2 separate regions of the Homo sapiens genome follow, and region 1 is linked to region 2. The links are chromatin loops, found by intact Hi-C in ENCODE. Cell type or tissue: IMR-90. All regions are shown on one strand. Links, peaks and the distances in the headings refer to the core of each region. The heading gives the core; the rest is flanking DNA.

What was found. Hi-C counts contacts between places; a loop is a spot of excess contacts. Peaks named below come from ENCODE experiments on the same cell type or tissue, not always from the same donor. Only the 100,000 strongest peaks of a DNase experiment are listed, where the experiment ranks them.
Region 1: it touches region 2 in a loop (2.0-fold over the local background); 3 of 110 quality-filtered maps call a loop at or near these places.

The regions. Positions count from the first base shown.
Region 1 is chr6:130,125,328-130,134,535 of GRCh38, reverse strand. It overlaps L3MBTL3 (L3MBTL histone methyl-lysine binding protein 3), which reads right to left. Exons shown (of 23, transcript NM_032438.4): 21 at 915-1,084; 22 at 631-693. Among named protein-coding and RNA genes, the nearest start is that of SAMD3, 93 kb to the left of the region's middle. In IMR-90, for the core only: no CTCF peak of the experiment used is centred there; a DNase peak (open chromatin) is centred at 4,365.
Region 2 is chr6:130,042,831-130,052,458 of GRCh38, reverse strand. It overlaps L3MBTL3 (L3MBTL histone methyl-lysine binding protein 3), which reads right to left. Exons shown (of 23, transcript NM_032438.4): 4 at 3,066-3,177; 5 at 2,629-2,703; 6 at 1,051-1,210. Among named protein-coding and RNA genes, the nearest start is that of L3MBTL3, 29 kb to the right of the region's middle. In IMR-90, for the core only: a CTCF peak has its summit at 4,699 (motif pointing left); a DNase peak (open chromatin) is centred at 5,548.

The sequences.
Region 1 (9,208 bases), core at 3,019-5,518, 83 kb before region 2:
ACCAGATTCCTTTTTATTCTAGTGCTCACTGTAAGTGATATCATTCTTAATCACCCCTTATATTGAAGTTTTGGAGAGGGAGTTGAAAACAACTAATAAAATAATCTTCCAAAAGTGGACTGTGATAAATATCTTATTATAAACATTATTGAGGAATGTATATGACTTAAGGGATTTTTTTAGACATAATGCTAATATTACTTATTATAAACCTCAAATGGAGTCAATCATGGTGTTGTTAGAATGACACTGGAAAATAAAATAATGGAAACTAATTTCACTTTATTAAAAAGAGAAAATGTTGCTTCTTTCTTTCTTTGGCTTCCTCTGTGCTATAAACTATATAAATGCATGCTATTAAGTTCTGTGGGTTTTCTTTTTATAAGGAGCCTAGTGTTACTGCTGTGGGGTATCATAAAATGGTACTCACAAACATTCTTATGCATCTCATCTTATACAAAGACATTTTTATACAACTGATTCATACTGCCTGTTAGTATACATCAATTTGTCAATTTCAACACACCCCATCTCTTTTTGACTCTGCCAATTCCACACATTTCACCTTCCACTGCATTTCAGTGCTTTGATCCCATTAAGTAACATATTGCAATTTAGTGGAATACTTACTTCATCTTTAAATACCTTTCCATGTTCTTCACACCCAGGTAAGCTCTGTATAAATTCTGACACCTGTCAAAAGCAATATCAAAATTCCCAGTTAAAAAACACAGTCAGAATCTAAATGCTACAGGTTCAAAACATTTAACCCATATGCATTAGTTATTTCTCTCACAATAATTTCTTCTCTTTCAGAAAAAAAAAGACTAAACGCTACCTACGCTCAATGTTCCACACCTCTTAAGCCAGTAATCCTGTATCTGGTGTCGGGCAGCAAAGAAAATAAAATATACCTCGTCTGTGCTCCATTTGGAAACTTTACTGGCAGGGATTCCTGCGACAGTTGGAAGAAGTTTGCTTTGCTGCTCCCAGCGCAAGGGCAGACATGGAATTGGGGACTTAAAGGACAGAAAGACAGCTGACCGACGCTGTGCCTGCTGGACGGTGGGTTCTTCCCGGGCACCTGGTCAATGAAAACAAATGGGAAATCACTCTCTGAAAGCAGCAAGAAAGCCCCAAATGCCGTGCATCTCCCAGATAACGAGACTGGAGGTGGGAGTGGTTAAAGCATTGGTTCCTTTCAGCATTATACTATTGAATAGGCTCTTCTTTGTCTTTACTGAAGGTCACTATAAAAAACAACCTGTAAATTCAACTGATATCATTTGCTACAGCACTCATTACTAAAGACATGCTTCATTATGTTGTTCAACGTTGTCTCTTTAATGCTTCAGATAAGAAACGTGCCTCAAAGTTTTAATGGGAAGGAAAGTTAGTCTTATTCTAGGAAGTTGTTTATTTGCTCCCCTTTCTGCTTTGGATGTTGTAAAGGTAACAGCCAAGTTGCATCTCACGTCTAACACCTGTGCTTACCATGTATTCACAGTTGGCATACTTTCTCTCTCCTTTTGTCTCAGGGCTTGGTTTGGTTTTTTAACTTCTTATTTACTAATCATACTGATTTTTTAAATAGCCAATTCAATTTTTTGACAGGGATATGAAATTATTGCAATAAAAATAAAACAGCAGAAATGCAAATGTTTTTGTAATTTTTTACTTGTTCAGATCAAAATTAAAACTACTAAATATTCTTACTGTAGCCTGGGCAACAAGACAAGGTCCCATCTCTTGAAAGAAAAAAAAAAACCCTACTGAATATTCTATTTATGTTAGAGCTTCTGAACCCAAAGCTAGTTTTATGGCTGCTTTCCTAAAACGGCCATTCTCTAGCAAAGGATTTTTGTCCTCTGGACGCTTGACTTAGAGCTGTCAATCGTCGTCTCCTTATGGTCCTTTAGAACAGAAACCTTTTCTGAAAACTCTGTATTCAAAGCACCTCAGAAGAAAGGCACCTCCCATACATTTCCTCTCTGCTCACACACCAGCTCAGTTACAAGGACACCTCAATTCTATCACAAAGCCTTGCTTTTATATCTCTAAGATCTACAGAAAGACACAGAAATCACTAAGTGTAAAGTTCACTGAATTTTCACAAAGTGAACACACCCATGTAACCAACACCCTGACTGAAAACAAAACGTGGCCAGCACACCCTTCCAATCGCACCTCATCTGTCAAGGGTGACCACTTCCTTGACTACTAACACCATAGATTCATTTACCCTTTTTTGAATTGTATTTAAAATGGAAACTTGGGTATCTGGCTTCTTTCTCTAAACAGCATGTTTCTGAGATTCATCCACATTGTTGTGAGTAGTAGAAGTTACCTTCTCTTTCTTGTATGGTTTTTGTGGCTGTGAATACTCTATAATTTATTTGGAGATCATGAACAATGAGCATCTGAGTTGTTTTTAATTTGGTGCTATTACAAACAGTGCTATTACAAACATTCTTGTACAGATTATTTTGTCAGAGGCGTTTGAACCAGAGCAACTCCATCTTGAGCAGGAGCTGGGTAAAATGAGGCTGATACCTACTGGGTCTGAGACAACTGCATTCCCAGATGGTTAAGGCATTCTAAGTCACAGGATGAGCTAGGAGATGTGGACAAGATACAGGTCATAAAGACCTTGCTGATAAAACAGACTGCAGTAAAGAAGCCAGACAAAACCCACCAAAACCAAGTGACCTCTGGTCGTCCTCACTGCTACACTCTCACCAGCGCCAGGACAGTTTACAATTGTCATGTCAACATCAGGAAGTTACCCTATACAGTCTAAAAAGGGGAGGCACAAATAATCCACCCCCTGTTTAGCATATCATCAAGAAATAACCACAAAAATGGGCAACCATTTGGAGTAGTCATTCTTTATTCCTTTCCTTTCCTAATACACTTTTGCATCCTCACTTCACTCTCTGGACTTGCCCCAAATTCTTTCTTGCGCGAGACCCAAGAATCCTCTCCTGGGGTCTGGACTGCGACCCTTTCCTGGTAACAATTTCTTGAATGTACGTATGTGTTTCCATTGCACATATACCAAAGAGTGAAACTCTGAGGTCGCAGCATGTGTGTACATTAAGCTTTGGTAAATCCTGTCAGCTTTCCAAAACAACTGCAGAATACCTACCAACAGCATATGACAGTTCCAATTGCTTCACCTCCACACCAATGCTTGGTATTGTCTATCTTTTTCTTTTTAACCGTTTAGTGGGTGTATAGTGGTATCACATTATGGTTACAAATGCATTCCATGATTAATGATAATCTTTCCCTATGTTTATTGTCCACATAGAGAGGCTCTTTTGTAAAGGGCTTATTTCTACTAGACAAATTTCCAATAGATAAATTTGGTTAAGAAATGACTTCTTTACAATATTGAGTCTTCCAATCCATGAAGAAGCTAAATCCCTCAATTTCTTTGGCTCTTCTTTAATATCTCTCATTAATATTTTGTCATTTTCAGGTAGAGATCTTGCACATCTTTTGTTAAATTTATTCCTATGTATCAGATGTTTCCTGAGGCTGTTATAAGTGGTAAATTTTTAAAAAATTTATTTCTTATTGTTCTGTTACAGTTTTCTAATAAGTTTATTCTTAAACTAGCCTAATCCAAAATTTGAATTGCTCTGAATGCTAGAAAGTCACTATGCTGAGTCAAAAATCTATTTTACTGGAGTTGACACCCACTGGTTCTGGTACTACCTCATTGAGCTTATACAGAAAAATTCTAGTGTCTGCTCCACATGAAACATTTCAAATCTTCAAATATGTTTTAAAAAGCCATCATTATCCCTCTTTCCACATTTCATCCAATCAACCTCAAAGGTGCAGGTCCTCATCCCATTTTATTGAATATCTATTATGAACCAAATACATAAAGCAGAAAGTTTGTTTTTATTCTCTTTTTCTTTTTGAATTGCCCAGATTTAAGGAATTTTTGTGTAGCAAAATACGGAGTAACTTAAAAACATCTTTTTAATCTCAGGTATTCTAAAGAGCTTAGCTATTATTTGAAATACAATATTTGTACATATTTTATAAGACAGCTTTATATGAAATGGTAAGATTTCCAATTCTACACTACAGTAATACCATAGGGCTGACTTTATAATTTGTATCCTGAGTGCATGCCATATAATTAGTCTTTTCCAAAGCCATAGTCTTTATCCTATTACTGTTTATGTTCTATTAACACTCAGCACTGTTCATTCTATCACTGCAGACCTACTCTTCCATTTTATTTTCTGCTAAAAGCTGTATTAGTCACAATTCATTTCTAATGTTCCGCACATTGTTCCTTAGAAAAATAACTAACCCATTCTAAGGAAATGACTAAAAACACCAAAGCCCTTATGTCTGTGGTTGCCTCTGCATGTCTTTAAGCCTGATACGATAAATAGGCCTAGATATACATACTCTTCCAATCCTAGTACCAACTCTGCCTCCTTCGCATTAAGACTTTCCTTCCTTTTGCTGAGTCTTCCTCGCTAACTGATGTTATCTGCCACACAGCATGCCACCTCCTATGATTTTAATCCAAAAGGAATAAAGAAAGCAGCTTCATTTGAGCAAATTTGTACTGCATTCCTTGAATTGCAAAGAAAAGTGACTCCAGGTTTTTGTTTTAACATGTTATGACATAGGCTAAAATAAATGCAAATAGACTCTGGCTCCAGTAGGTGGTTCAGTGCCAAGAGTAAGGAAGAGTAGGTTTAAATGTGCACAGTATGCCTCGGGAAACAGAGCCTCGTGTTCTAAAGACATTTCAGCCACCTCCCTTTGCCTGGGACCCTATTTCGTACCACTCTCCTCTCAAACCATTGACATGCATGGAAAAGAAAATTTTTAAGAAGTTTTCTATATTTCTGAAGTTTTCTGTGATGAAAATTGACCAAAGGTATGTGATCAAACTCTTTTCTCACTTGCCCCACTTGGTTTCGGGTTGTGTGCTTCCACAGTGAGTAAAAAATATTTTAGGCTGACTGCGAATAACTAAAATTACCATATGGAAGGAATGGTCATCCTTCCTGATTCTTGATTCAACAATCTGATAAATTTTATTTGTAGAACCAAAGCTGTCATCCTCAACAGTGGAAAGATAAGAATTAAGAGAAAAGTGACAGTACATTAAAATGGACACAGTATACTGCAGAGAAAAATAATAATATTCATTATGTTTATGAACAAATTAATCTATTCAGTCTAATGTTTAATCAAATAATCACTACTTTTAAAAAATTTTCTCAGTGAGGCCTATACATATGTATGAGAAAGAGACAGACACTAAAGACCTCTAGTCATGAATAAGAGGCATAAAGACCAATGTTTTGTTGAAAAAAAGATAAAAAGATTTTTGTGTGCCAAATTTGAAGATCCAAATCTACCTACAAGTCAGACAGGACCAGCTGAAAAGTAGCTTCCAGTCTTAGAACACAGCACCACCAATATCCCTGGCCCTACACACCATGAGATATTGCACGGTATAAGGAATGTACTGTTAGGATCTCTTTTATACTCAAATTTCAAACATTCACTGGCAAAGCCCCAGTAAGAGGTGCCTCTACCGACCCTGCACCTGTGCACCTCCAACAGGGTCAGCAGATGCTCTCTGGATAGATCGGATGGATGGCACCTTCCAGCGAGATAAAAGAATGTCTCCCATTCTTATCTTCATCATGCACTGGTATGCTAAAGAAACCACAAAACACTCCAAGGAGCAGCTTTGGGCAAAAGTCTTTTCTCTCACCTGGAAAAGATTCCTTCTGAGTTATCATCCACTGACTCCACAATTCCAAGTTTAGAAGTTCATCTTAAGAAAATAATGAAGCACGAACGCTAACAATCATCTCAAAGTCAGTTACAGTGGAGGGTCTCTGGTACGTATGTAACTGTACTGAGATGAAGACTATATTCCCCAGCTTCCTTTTCAGCTAAAAGTGGCCATATGACTAACGGACATAAGCAGAAGTGGAATCTACAACATCCTGTGAGTTCTGCTAATTGGACTTGGAAGTGCTCTTAAAGGCTGACAGCACACCCACCACCACTCCCCCAATATGTCCCTCCTTCCTGCTGGGTAGAATAGTACTTTAATGGCTAGCCTTCCAGCAACCACCTCTAACCATGATATGGTGTTGGGAATACGTGCTCTGCAAGGCAGAGCAGCAAGATAAATGGAATCTGATTTCCTGACACTGTTAAGTACCATTTAAATCCTGGACCAAGCTCTGTACTTCCTTTATGTGGAAGAGAAATAAGCCTCTTTTACCTTACATAAGCCACTTTATGTGTTTTATATTACACACACACACACCCCCCTAACCCTAATCACTACTAAAGTTTACTGCAAAAACATTTATAACAGTCAGAAATACAAAATAACTAGCCTAGATAACCCAACAGTAGGGGATTGGTTTGTTAAGTGATGCTACATCCATCCACAGAGAGAATATTTAACATTATGTTGCAAGAAGTATAAATACTTATGCAAACTGCAGGTTACAAAGTATTTTGTACACTTCAGATAGAAACAGTCTAAAAAAGTAGGTCCCCACATTCAGAAAATGGTATAAAATTACACATAATTTTGATTTTCTCCATTTTGCTTCCCTGTATTTGCTAATTGTTCTATAATAAACGTATTATTTGGATAATAAAAGTTATATAAACTAGCAGCAGGTATTAAATAAACTACTTAATGTTACTAAAAAAAACAAAAAAATGGAAGTCTCACTTTGGTGACTTGGAAAGCAATTTAATGCACTTGTGGAACTATATCATTAAAACAACATCAATCGCTGGGTCTCGTTAATATCAGAAGAAAATGATAGATGGGAGTAATAGTAAGAAAAATAAGTTTGTGGATCTTTGACTTCATTATTTCATCCCTCTAAAAAAGCAGCAAACAAGGATGTTTTTTAAATGTTGATTCTTAGTGATAAAGGCCTGCCTCTATTGTTTACCATATGAAAGTTCTTCATTCAGCAATTATTTATTCAGCACTGTACTGTATCAGAAACTTGAAGGCTATATAAATACAGCATATACTTGCAGACTTTTGTTAGGCTACAGAGGACAATGACCCAAAATGTGGCGCTTTGGCATGCTAAATGCTCTGAATTAAAGGAAACTGAAAGACCTCAGAAGTAAGCCTCAGAAGCAAGGTCTCCCTTTGACCTTCCCCCATGCCCTGGTCTCTCTGTTCCCTTCTTTCCCACGTGCAGAGAGAAGTTCTCTAGAATTTCCTTATCTGACTAAGAAAACTTCTTTCCAAAAGAAATGCTATTGCCAACTTAGAAGTCTCATCAAATAGCCAAGAAAGATTTAACCACTAAAAGTCATCACCATGCTCAGAGAGACTTTTCATCTATTCTTCTCAGGGCAGCTCCAAGAGATTACCCAAGAGACATTATCTACATAGTAAGACCAACATTTGTTCACAGTGAAGTTCTGCTCCTCACCTGCCTGCAACCTCCCACAGAACTCAGAGAAATTTTGTCCCAGGCCATTGTTCTTTGGGCTCATTCATTTCTCCTGAAAATTATTTACTACCCCTCACAACTGCCTATACCAATCCCACCCCCATTCTCCTTTCTTCTATGAAAAGGGGTCACAAGCTTCAACCATTGGACTTGAGTCTCATATTTGCAGGACTCCCACGTTTATGCACATTAATACATTCTGTATGCCTCTTTCTCCTATTAATCTATTGTCAGTCATCTCAGTGAACCTTCAGAGAAGGCAGAGGGGAAGCTTACCCTCTGTCCCTACACTTTTTTGAAATGAAGTTTAATAAATAATAATGTCATTATCCAAAGTAGAAATCTGCAAATCAAATCTGCTCACATGCCTCTCATTTCTGGTTGAGTACAGGTATTAAAATTCCTGATTTGGCTTAGGGTAGAAGAAAGTGATGCAGAGAAAATACCTTTGTAAAAAGACTTTTCAAATAAAGATGATCCTGAAATAAACATCCTCTGGTGTTTCAGGAGAAACAAGACAATAAATCTTCAATGAACACTACCTAAACCAAATATGAGGTCTTTTGGTGGAAAGAGACATCTCTAATACCATGGAGGGTAAGAACCTGCTTCCTACCAGACTGTTTCCATTAGGGCCCAACAGAACCATCATGTGGTAGGCTGACCCAGGAGGGCAAGTGCCAGACAAAAGGAGGTGAGAATCTGGCATGTTATAAAGTAGAATTCAGTTCTCTCCACACATGAGCCACCCAGGAGAGAGAGTGGCTGCAGAAGGGAAAACAAAACCATACCTTTCCCAGGAATACAACAATTTAAATTTGAAGGTCAAACTATTCAATTCTTTACTAATGGGACTTCCATAATGGTAGGAATGAGCTACTTATTCAGGTAGAGAAGACAGAAGCAAAAAAAGAGAGGGAGGGAGGGAGGGAAAGAGGTAAGGAGGGAGGGAGGGAGCGAGGGAGGGAAGTATTGAGTTAAAGTCCCCAAAGATCAAATTCAGTAGCATAGCAGGATTCATCCCCAAAAGCTCATAATTACACATACTCTACTGTACTAAACACAATTAACAGAAGAAATGGGTGGGGGGGAGGGAAATATCCTTTTTTAAGAGGGGTGTGTGTGTGTGCATGCGTGTCTTTTAAATCAATTTGCTCCTAGACTCAAAACAGGCCTCATGGACCTACGGAGTCTTAAATCCTCTTGACATTGTAAAGCAACTTAGGGTGGTTTCTCAAGTCTCCTCTAGAATAAATGCTACCCACACTGCAAGGGGCATTCTCTCCCAACCCCAGGCCACCCCAGCCAGGCTAGGTTTGAAAGGGCTGCTTCTGCCACTGGAGGAATGGAAATGAGAATGAACACTGGTGGGCACCTGTAGGTTCACTAGAGGGCTCCAGAATGGAGCACATCTGTCTGACCTTCAGCCTTGGGTTTGAAAGAGGAATTGTGCCAGGACTCAAATGGGAACATTAAGCATTTAGTGTTCTTCACAAAAGACCTTGGGAAAACTTCTCGGGACGCAAAAATGATCAAACAGAAAACAATTACCATGGGGCCTCTGATAAAAAGTTCTAGAAAACATCAGAAGAAGAGCACTGAGTTATAGACAGAAGAGTTTCATGACGTTAGCAATGCACAAGGGGAAATAAACTCTATAAAACAAAAAATAGGCTATGAAAAGAGAACAAGCCAATGTAGGAAAT
Region 2 (9,628 bases), core at 3,554-6,053:
GGCTAAGTGTAACATTGTGAAACATCAGTTATCCAAGAAAAACAAGACAGTTCCAGTTGGGCGCAGTGGCTCACACCTTTAATCCCAGCATTTCGGGAGGCTGAGGCAGGCGGATCATGAGGTCAGGATATTGAGACCATCCTGGCTAACATGGTGAAACCCCGTCTCTACTAAAATAGAAAAAACTAGCTGGGTGTGGTGGCGTGCGCCTGTAGTCCCAGCTACTCGGGAGGCTGAGGCAGGTGAATTGCTTGAACCTGGGAATGTGGAGGTTGCAGTGAGCCAAGATCACGCCACTGCACTCCAGCCTGGCGACAGAACAAGACTTCATCTCAAAAAAAAAAAAAGAAAAAGAAAACATTTCCCAAGCCTGTGCTGATTAAAATACATGGGAAATGCCACTAAAATATAAATGTCCAGTCATTTCTTTGTAGTATACAATGATATGCAAGAAAAACACCTTCTTGGTGATAAGCTGAACTTTGTCAGACTGTCCCCAAATGGGAAGGTCACACACCACTACCAGTTACAGCTGATGCCTCTGTCTCATAATCCTCAGTCCACACCTTGAGATCATCAGTGACCCAACTCACTACACTCTTCCCTATGGCCATTTCCATTCAGCTGATTACGAATCAGTGGAAGCTTTATGCCGTAGGTGGAGTTTTAACCGAGTTACCTAAGAATTCCCAAAATATAAACAAAACTATGTTTCTATAAATGTCAGTGTCATCGAAATGTGTATATAGCCCAGAAAAAACTAAATACTCTTAGCTGAAGACAATCAAATGAATGGAAATGGAAGACTGAAGGCAGAGGCAGAGGCTGTTTTGCAGGCAGAATATTAGTAATACAACTCAGACCAGGCATGACAGACGTCACCAGGTCCCATATAGGGGTTAGGGCCCATGTGGCCCTAAAGGAAAAGTCTCTGGGAAAAAGGTATCAATAGGTGATCAATGTCCGAGAGCATAAAACTTCTATATTCTCAGGCACCATGACTTTGGAATCTAAAACTCAATTTATAGATGGAATGGGGCAAAAACCTACTTATCTTTGATGTGCCGAGCACAATTCTGGCTGCAATAGTTTCCTCCAGAAAGACACTCATCTACGTTGCCATACTGACAACAGTTCTCACAGAACTGAAGCCCTTCTACTTTCACTGGATCCTTCAACCTGAAAGGCATCCCAGTCTTCTCTGAAAAGACTAGAAGATGAAAAGAAGAAATGCAAATTACAACCATGACAGAAGACATTCTAAAATACAATCAAACTTTTTCTTCTAATAATTTTGTTAGCAACACAATAAAGAATAGTGTTTGCTGAATGAATGAATGATCAAATGATAGTGTTTTCGGGGGGTATGGGCTCTGTAAAAATCACTCAAGTCATTCAAATAATGAAAAAATATTCTGCAGAAAGGATAAAAGCTTGCCCAAGGCTTTTTCTACAGAGTTCAAAGTAAAATGAAGAAAATTTCACTAGTCACTAAATTCAGAAGACGCATATATCGATCTATAGAAACTTCTTCTATATTTGTATCTTTCAGAAAATTTCAGAGGATCTTCTTTTATTTCACATTTATAATCTTTTGATGAATGATTTTGTTTTACTTAATTGGCTAAATCAACATCTCTTCTATTACGCTTTCAATGTAGTACATTTCCTGACTCATAGCTATCCAAATTGTGTAGAAACTCGCATTTCCTTTTGCCTGAATTGTTAGGCTAATCATTCATTCAGCCAGCAGTTATTAGGCACCAATTTATTCTAGACATTAATAATGACAGTAGAGACCTTGCCCAAGAGAGCTCACAGTCTAGAAGAAAAGAGAGGCAAGAAAACCAGTATTTATAATAAAATGTGATACATGCAATACTAGAGGCATAAACAAGGTCCAGAAGTAGTACAGAAGAAGTGATTCATTCAGCCTGGGGTAAGGTCAGAGAAGGATTTTCTGATAGAAAGCCTCAACAGGGTTTTGAAGGCCAAAGAGGAATTTACCAACTGGACAAAGAGAGAAATGGCATTTGAGCCAGAAAAAGCAGTATGAGTAAAGGCAAGAAAGCATGAAACCACATGATGTGTTGGGAAAATTACACGTAATTCTGTGCTGCTGGCACTGCCAGAACACAACATACAAAGAAGGAAACAGAGACTGAGGAGACAAGGCGAGCAGGTAGGTGCAGGCACCCAGATCTTTGTATGTTCTGCTAAAAAGGCAATGAGAAATCAGTGAAGTGTCAGATAAGCAATCTACGTTAAGTTCCTCTGGCTTCAAGGTGCAGGACCAATTGGAAGGGGGTAAAATTAGAAGTAGAGTGACATCTGCAATAGTTCAGATGAGAGTTGAGAAGAGCCTACATTAAGGCCATGGCAAAGATGATAGATAGAAAAGGCCAGATCTGAGACATATTAGGAAATAAAAATCAAGAGGTATAAGTAACAGGATATGGGGATGGGAAGAACAAATTCAGGATGACTCCTGTGTTTCTTGCTTGTCCACTGGGTGGATGGTGCTATTGTCAACTGAAATATGGGTTAGGGAAGAAAGAGCAGGTTTGTGGGGAGGGGAGAAAGAAATAGAAAATGAATTGCATTTCAGACATGTGGAGTTTGAGGTACCTGTGGGACATCCAGGTGGAGATGTCCAGTAGGCAGGTGGAAATACGGGCCTGGAGCTCGGGGGAGAGGTCGGGGCTGGAGATGTAGATTTAGGAGTCATCAGCATATAGGTGTTAGTTACAACCATCGGAGTAGATGAGAAAAAAAGTGGCAGGCTTTTGGCTAAATCACCTGTGTAGGCTACAACATGGATTTACTTAATTTCCAACTAACCTTGTGCTACTACAGATCTGGCATTAGGACAAAGAAGACAGTTTATAGTTATTTTAAAACATAAATGCTGGCTCCTATCAGTTTCATTATAGAAATTTACCTAACAACATGAGGCACAAAAATTACCCGGGGCCTTCAAAGTTCCAGCCTATTATAAAACTTTAGATATTCTTATTTCAAATCTTTCAAAAGCAAGAAATAAAATGCAGATGACCCATCCTTACCTTCTTGAGCAGTTGGTACCATCCAAGTGGTGGTAGCAGTTGCTTTTTTAACATTTTCCATCTCATTCTCATCTGTAATAACTTCCAGGGCTCCAAACTCATTTACCCGAAACTAGCAACAACACAGCAGAAAGGCAAAATTTAAAAAGTGCTCAGGAAAGTCATTAATTATTTAATGGCTGACACATATAGTCTTCAAGCAAATTAATTACATGGTAAAAGTTAATTTAGACAATTATATCCTGATACACCTCCCACCAATACTAAGACCTTTGCATTTTACTAATTTTGGAATTCAAGGAAGGAGAACAGAACAAAGCAGCAAGGTCTGTTGAAGGATACCAATGACCCTGCTCTGCCCTGTCCTATAGAGCTGGCAGCTTACTTGATAGGCTATCATTTCAAACACACTTTGTGTGTGTATGTGTGTGTGTGTGTGTGTGTGTGTGTGTTTTAACTAAGACTTATTTTTTCTTACGTCGTATTTTTTATTTAAAAATCACGTTTAGTAAAAGGAGAATTACTCTTTTCCCAGGAATCAACTTGTCTTGCCCAGGCTCACCCAGTTCAGAGAGAAGGAATATCCCTATGCCAGAAATAATGGCCTGAACATCCTTCTCCTTACAATCCAAGAAGTGAGCACAGAAGGCTGAAGCCTGAACCACATAACCCCAGTGCCACATTTCCTCTTTCTTTCACTGCTCTTTAGAATTCTGCATTATCTTCACTTGTAGCCCTCTAAAATAACTGGAAATTTCTCTGGGACCTGAACAAGTAGTCTACTAGCTACATGCTGATTTTATCACTAAAAAGCAACAGCATCTTGATTTCATGGACATTCCATTCCAAATACTGAAAATTTCCTTTCACCTGACAGCACACTTCAAATAAAGTATGTTTCTACAACAACCTGGTTGTACTGTGTGTGTGTGTTGAAGGCTTACCTACGTGTGGAGACCTTGTTCTCTCTGAAACAGTGAGGTTTACTCACACATTCATGGGTTTCAAGCAGTTTTCTGTATTCCTTCTGTTTTTCCATAAAACAGAATAACATTAGGGACCCACTAATTTTAGCAGGTGATGAAAAAGCTAGAAAGCTCAAAATTCAAAAGGATAGTAAGATGTTTCAGATCTTTCACAGAAATTATGAGCAAATTATGAGTATTTAAGCAAGGCCCTCCATTTGCCAATCCGAAAAAATCGATTTAGTCAACACGCCAATAGAATTATTTATTTTACTAAACTACATTCTAAACTGCAAGTTGGAAAACTCTTCAACAAAAAGTATCAATAATTATTCTTTCTATCAGGTGAAAACAGCACCTTAAACAATGTTCTATGCATAGTCCACAATTATTAAATGGTTTCTAGACTAAACGTGTGGAAATGGTTAAGGAATGTGAGAATGTCTTCGAACCCTACTATGTATTCCAGATACCAGTTCCCAGGTAATATGTGAGTACTATACCAAGTGTGTATACCAAAATGTCAATGTAGGAAGAGGTAAAAGTTTATTTAGAAGGAAAAGAGCTAAAAATAACTTTACTTTTAGAAAAAGAAATCTTTAAAAAAATGTTTTTAATGATCACTTTGAAGACAGAATATTTCAAAATAAGGCTGACAGTACCATCTGCTGGGCAAGAGCAGAAAAAACAAACTACCATGATAATTATTAATTAATGATATTAAAGAATGTGATAAAAAATCAATTTGAATTAAAATTCAAAAACAATAGGCACAAGCTTGACAATGCACTTCAGGTAATTTTACTTTTATCATATGTCACTGATGTTAATTTATGCTTATTTGACAAATACAAAATGTAAGAAATAGCATCAAACATTTACATTAAACAGAAAGTCTCCCATGGCTTAAGTTTTCAAATTGCTGTAAAACAGCAAACCACCCTCCATTTCAAAGACTGAGAAAGAAAACATCACTGAGTGAAATCTTCAAGTCAGAACTCAGAACTATGACACCTGGAAGCTTCAGGTTCAAATACTTTCAAAGTTAAAAGGAACGATTCCCACGATGCAACCTTCAATCCCAGTCAGCTTTTCTTTCTCCTAAAATGTATTGCCAGTAACTGACCTACAGTCTAAGTACAAAGTAAAGATGCAATGTCACTTCGGGGCACAGTTCACTCTTGTAAGCCAGAGATCCACAGATGGACTTTGAGGGTTGATTAATCCCATAAAATATATGCAAAATTATGATATGTGCATATACAGCTTTCTGGGGACAAGATTCATAGTTTTCAAGGCATACTATAAGCCTGAAAAAAAAATAAAGAATACCTGCTCTTATCAAAGTTGCTTATCTCAAAAATTAAATACCTCAAAACATTTTCAAAATATTCTGTCATATGCAAAAACATACAGGGATCAAATTTTTCTCTGATTTCTCAATTTGGGCTTACTGTGTCTTCCACAACATTGCTATGATAGAAAATGTTAGACCACAAAGGTTGATAGGTCCTGCTAACATTACTGAAGTCCTACAGACAGAATTCCAGAAAGACTGATACATTTCCTAACACTATGTTTTCCAATAAAACACCCAGGTTCTGAAATTAGTGATGCTTTTACAAATGGTTTTGGAATGATGGAAATTTCACCTTTGTTTATATTTCTTTAAATCATTAGTTCTTTTAACCTAGAGAGCTAAAATATGTAAAAAACTTGCCACGTGGCTCCACTCTACAACCAAGAAAGTCAAAATTATAAACTTTACAAAAGGGATTTACTATTAAGCAAACAAAACACATCTGCTAACTTTTTCTGCATGTGGATATATCCAGGTCAATCAGAAAAAAATTATGCCTGAAATATATAAGGGACTGCACATGTTTTGTTTGGCTTGAACTACCTTTAATTGATTCAACTCTCTTTTTTATTTTTGATTGTAGAGTCAAAGGATCTTTTGCCTATATTTGCCTGATTTAATAATAAATCATTAGAAGATACTGTTGAGGTTATTTTCATTTTATTACCTTCAATGCTGAGATTTGAATCGACTTACCAGTGTGTTTTAAGGGCAAAGATGTTTGATAACTAAATTGTTTTCAACATTAATCAAAGCAAGGCAAAAACCGTGTATTAAGAGTGCGGTGAATTTTACTGTTGGGTCTCTGCCTGCTACTGCAGGCAGGGTCTTGCTCTTGGCTAACTGGCAATTATTCTTACTAGATAAGATGCTGTCCTCTCAGGAGTGTATCTGCATTTTACTGAGAGACTCCGAAAGACATTATGACCCAGAGGAATAATTCTCTGTAAATTTCAGACATCATTAGAAGTTCAGGTAGGGAAACTGCTCAGTTATGGGAAGCCCTACCATGTCCCTCTGCACTGCCACTTAGTCACCTCCCTGTTCTTACAGCTGGCGCTGAGACATTAATCTACAAATACGAATTTGCATTTTAAAAGGACAAACTAGGCATTGGTGAAGTTTCCAAAGCTTGCTTAGGCAAAAGTGTTTTAATGACTATAATATTTTCAAGAATGTCAGTGGACACTTGCTGTTTCTCCCTTAACACTCTGTACCTTCTTAAGCTACTCCCTCTTCTGGAAGCCCTTCTCCTTCCCTTCCTCCCTAAAGTATTCATGGAGACTCCTACATATTTCCAGGCACCTGAAGCTCAAATGACATCTGCTTTTCAAAGCCTTCCTGATCCCTCCAGCTGAAATAAATTTTTACCTCCTCTAAATTCCTGTAAAATTTTCCTTGCATCTCTTTTGATATGAAGGTGTTTTCTCTCTTTAGACAGCAGTATAGCAGGTGTAAGATAATCCATTTTAAATATCAGAAAAGCCTGGTTTTGAGACCCCTGCCAGTAACTGACCTAAACAAGTGAATTAACTACTCCAGGCCTCCATTTCCCCATCTGTAAACTGACGAGACAAAAACTATCTTAAAAAGGGTAAAATAAAAGAATTAAATAAAAAGATGCAGGTAGAGTGTTCAGCAGAGAGTACGTTCTCTATTCTTTCCCCTACTGCACCCAGAGATGTCTGTGCTCTGTTTATATAAGCATGCGATAGCCCAGTGTGGAGAAGGGATTCCAGCAACAGGGAACAGTAACAAGGGCCCAGCGTGTGAAGGCTTCAACTAGTGGTTTGGGCTGGGGAGAAAACAAGAGTGGCAGTGGGAGTGAAATGAGACATGGCCAGAGAGGAAAGCAGAGGCCAGACCACCAAAAAACTCTTGTGGTAAACTTAAGGGGCTTGAACTTCACCAAAAAGATTCTGGCAACTGCTAAAAAATGTGAAGAAGAAGGGTGTAACTTGACTGGATAGCAATCATGGGGATTTTACAGGAAAAGTTATTTCAAAACAGCAAAAATTGAGGCATACAAAAACCTGTTCCCATGATAAGAAATTGACTTCTATAGATTTGCTGACTATATTAACTGAATTAACTTTAGCCTAGGAAATCTAGATGCCTCTACCCACTGAAACATAGAAGCCTAGGTAGGATAAAATAGGCAAAGAATGAAGTGAGAGAAAATTTCATGATTCATTCAAAGTTCTTTCTAATATCCTAATTTTGTGAAAAATCAATTTCTTAATCAGATTTCTTAAGCAACTTGGATTTTAAGTAGGAAGCAAGTGAATTAGAAATCTTCAGTGATATAATCAATTGGGTCACCTCTGAATCTCAGATAAAAAGGGTCATAAAGTAAAAGAAAATGACATTTAAATTATTTTTTAAGGGAGGTATCAAACTGTCTACAGCACATGAATTGGATACATGGCAATTACCCAGATAATTAGATGGGTCTGAAAGTCATTATCAAATAACTCAGATGATAATACCCACTAAATGGCTTAATTACCTGATTACCTTAATACAAGTAATAGGTTAATTTCTAAAACTCATTGCTTAGAAAACCTTAAAGCAATACAGATTTCTTAGGGATGGAAACTTCACTCTATTGTTAAAAGCTAACTGAAAAAAATTTACAAATTTCATCATCCACGTGACAGTTTTTTTTAAAAAAAGCCATTGAGAGGAAAATGGATAAAAACACACAAGGGAAATAAAGGAGTAAAGCAATTAAAAATGGCACTGTACATAGTAAGTCACAAAGCCAGAAAAAATACAATTTGTTAAGTGTTCTCTATTATTTTTTTCAATCCTCAAAACCACCTTATCACATAGATTCTAATGTCCTCAATTTTACAGATAAGGCTTCCAAAACTTAGGCAATTGAAATAATTTGACAAAGCTTGGGTAGCTATTATGTAGTTGACATGACCAGTTTGAGAAACAGTTTTTCTTTCTCAAAAATGTTCAGCAACCTTTCTCTGTCATATCTTATCCAGATGAATATTTGGAGAATGTCAGCGCAAGCAAAACGCTTGGCATTCAATTAATTCCTAATTTACTGCAGAGGAAACTTGACCGAAAGGGATTAACTGGCTTTTTCAAGGTCATACAGAGCTAAAACTGAAAACCCAATCTCCTCTCCAGATTCTACTAAACCTCAGTGCAACATTTTTGTTAAACTAAACTCAGAGGTGTTGGCACATTACACTTAATTAAACCCAACCCAACTAAAATCTAAGTATTTTTCCAATGACAGGCAGATTGTCCCAATCTCACCACTGAGGATGAGCTAGGGCAGGCTTGGCTAGGATACTTGTCAAGCAGCCACTAAAAGGGACTAGATTCCAGGAGGCCTAAATAATGGAGCAAGAATTTCTATTCAAGACAGCCTAGAATACCAAACATTTGAGAGGTAAGCCCAGCAATGGCCTGTTGGGGAGATGTGAAGTTCAAATACCTGAACGATCAAGTGCAAACACAAAGTCTAAAGGGCCACAGACCGGTTCAAGGTTCCAGAGATAGGATCAGAGCAAAAGCAAATTAGAAATGAGAGATGGGGGTAGTTGGTTTCCCAGATCGGTGCTTGCGCAACCATGTTTCATGGGACAACAGAAGTGGTCCTGGAATAGGTTTGGGGTTACTGGGAAAAGGAGGCAGGGCAAGGTTATACAAAAGCAGCAGACTGAAGTATTGCTCTCCAAAGAGTTCTCATCTATACTTAGGCAGACGGATTTACAGGAAGAACCCGATTTTGAACAAGTCATTATATAAAAATCCATATTTACAGTATAATTAATTTAAGAGAGGTGAATAATCCTATTTATTCAATACTTTAACATTATCCAGTTTTTAAATGAGAACTCTAGGACACAGAGATTGTGGCTATTCACTTAAAGTTACAAAGCCCATTACTACAAAATCAAAAAAGATAGCTCTTCTAAGTCTGCCATTTCTGCATTTATAGGCTGTCACGGTAAGAGTCAAAACTGAGATGATCCTTCTTGAAACTATAAATCAATTTCTGCGAAATAAGCACATACTGCAGAAACATTCCTTACTCCCCTTATCCAAGTGACAAAGGCTCTGCCATTCCATCAGCATTTCAAATTGTCTTGCAAATTTATTGTGGAGGTCTAAGCATCATCTAAAACCTACACCACTATGATTAATGCTTTTAATTTTTATTTCACATATGTATCCAATTTTAAGTAAGCATACGCACAGATGCACACACA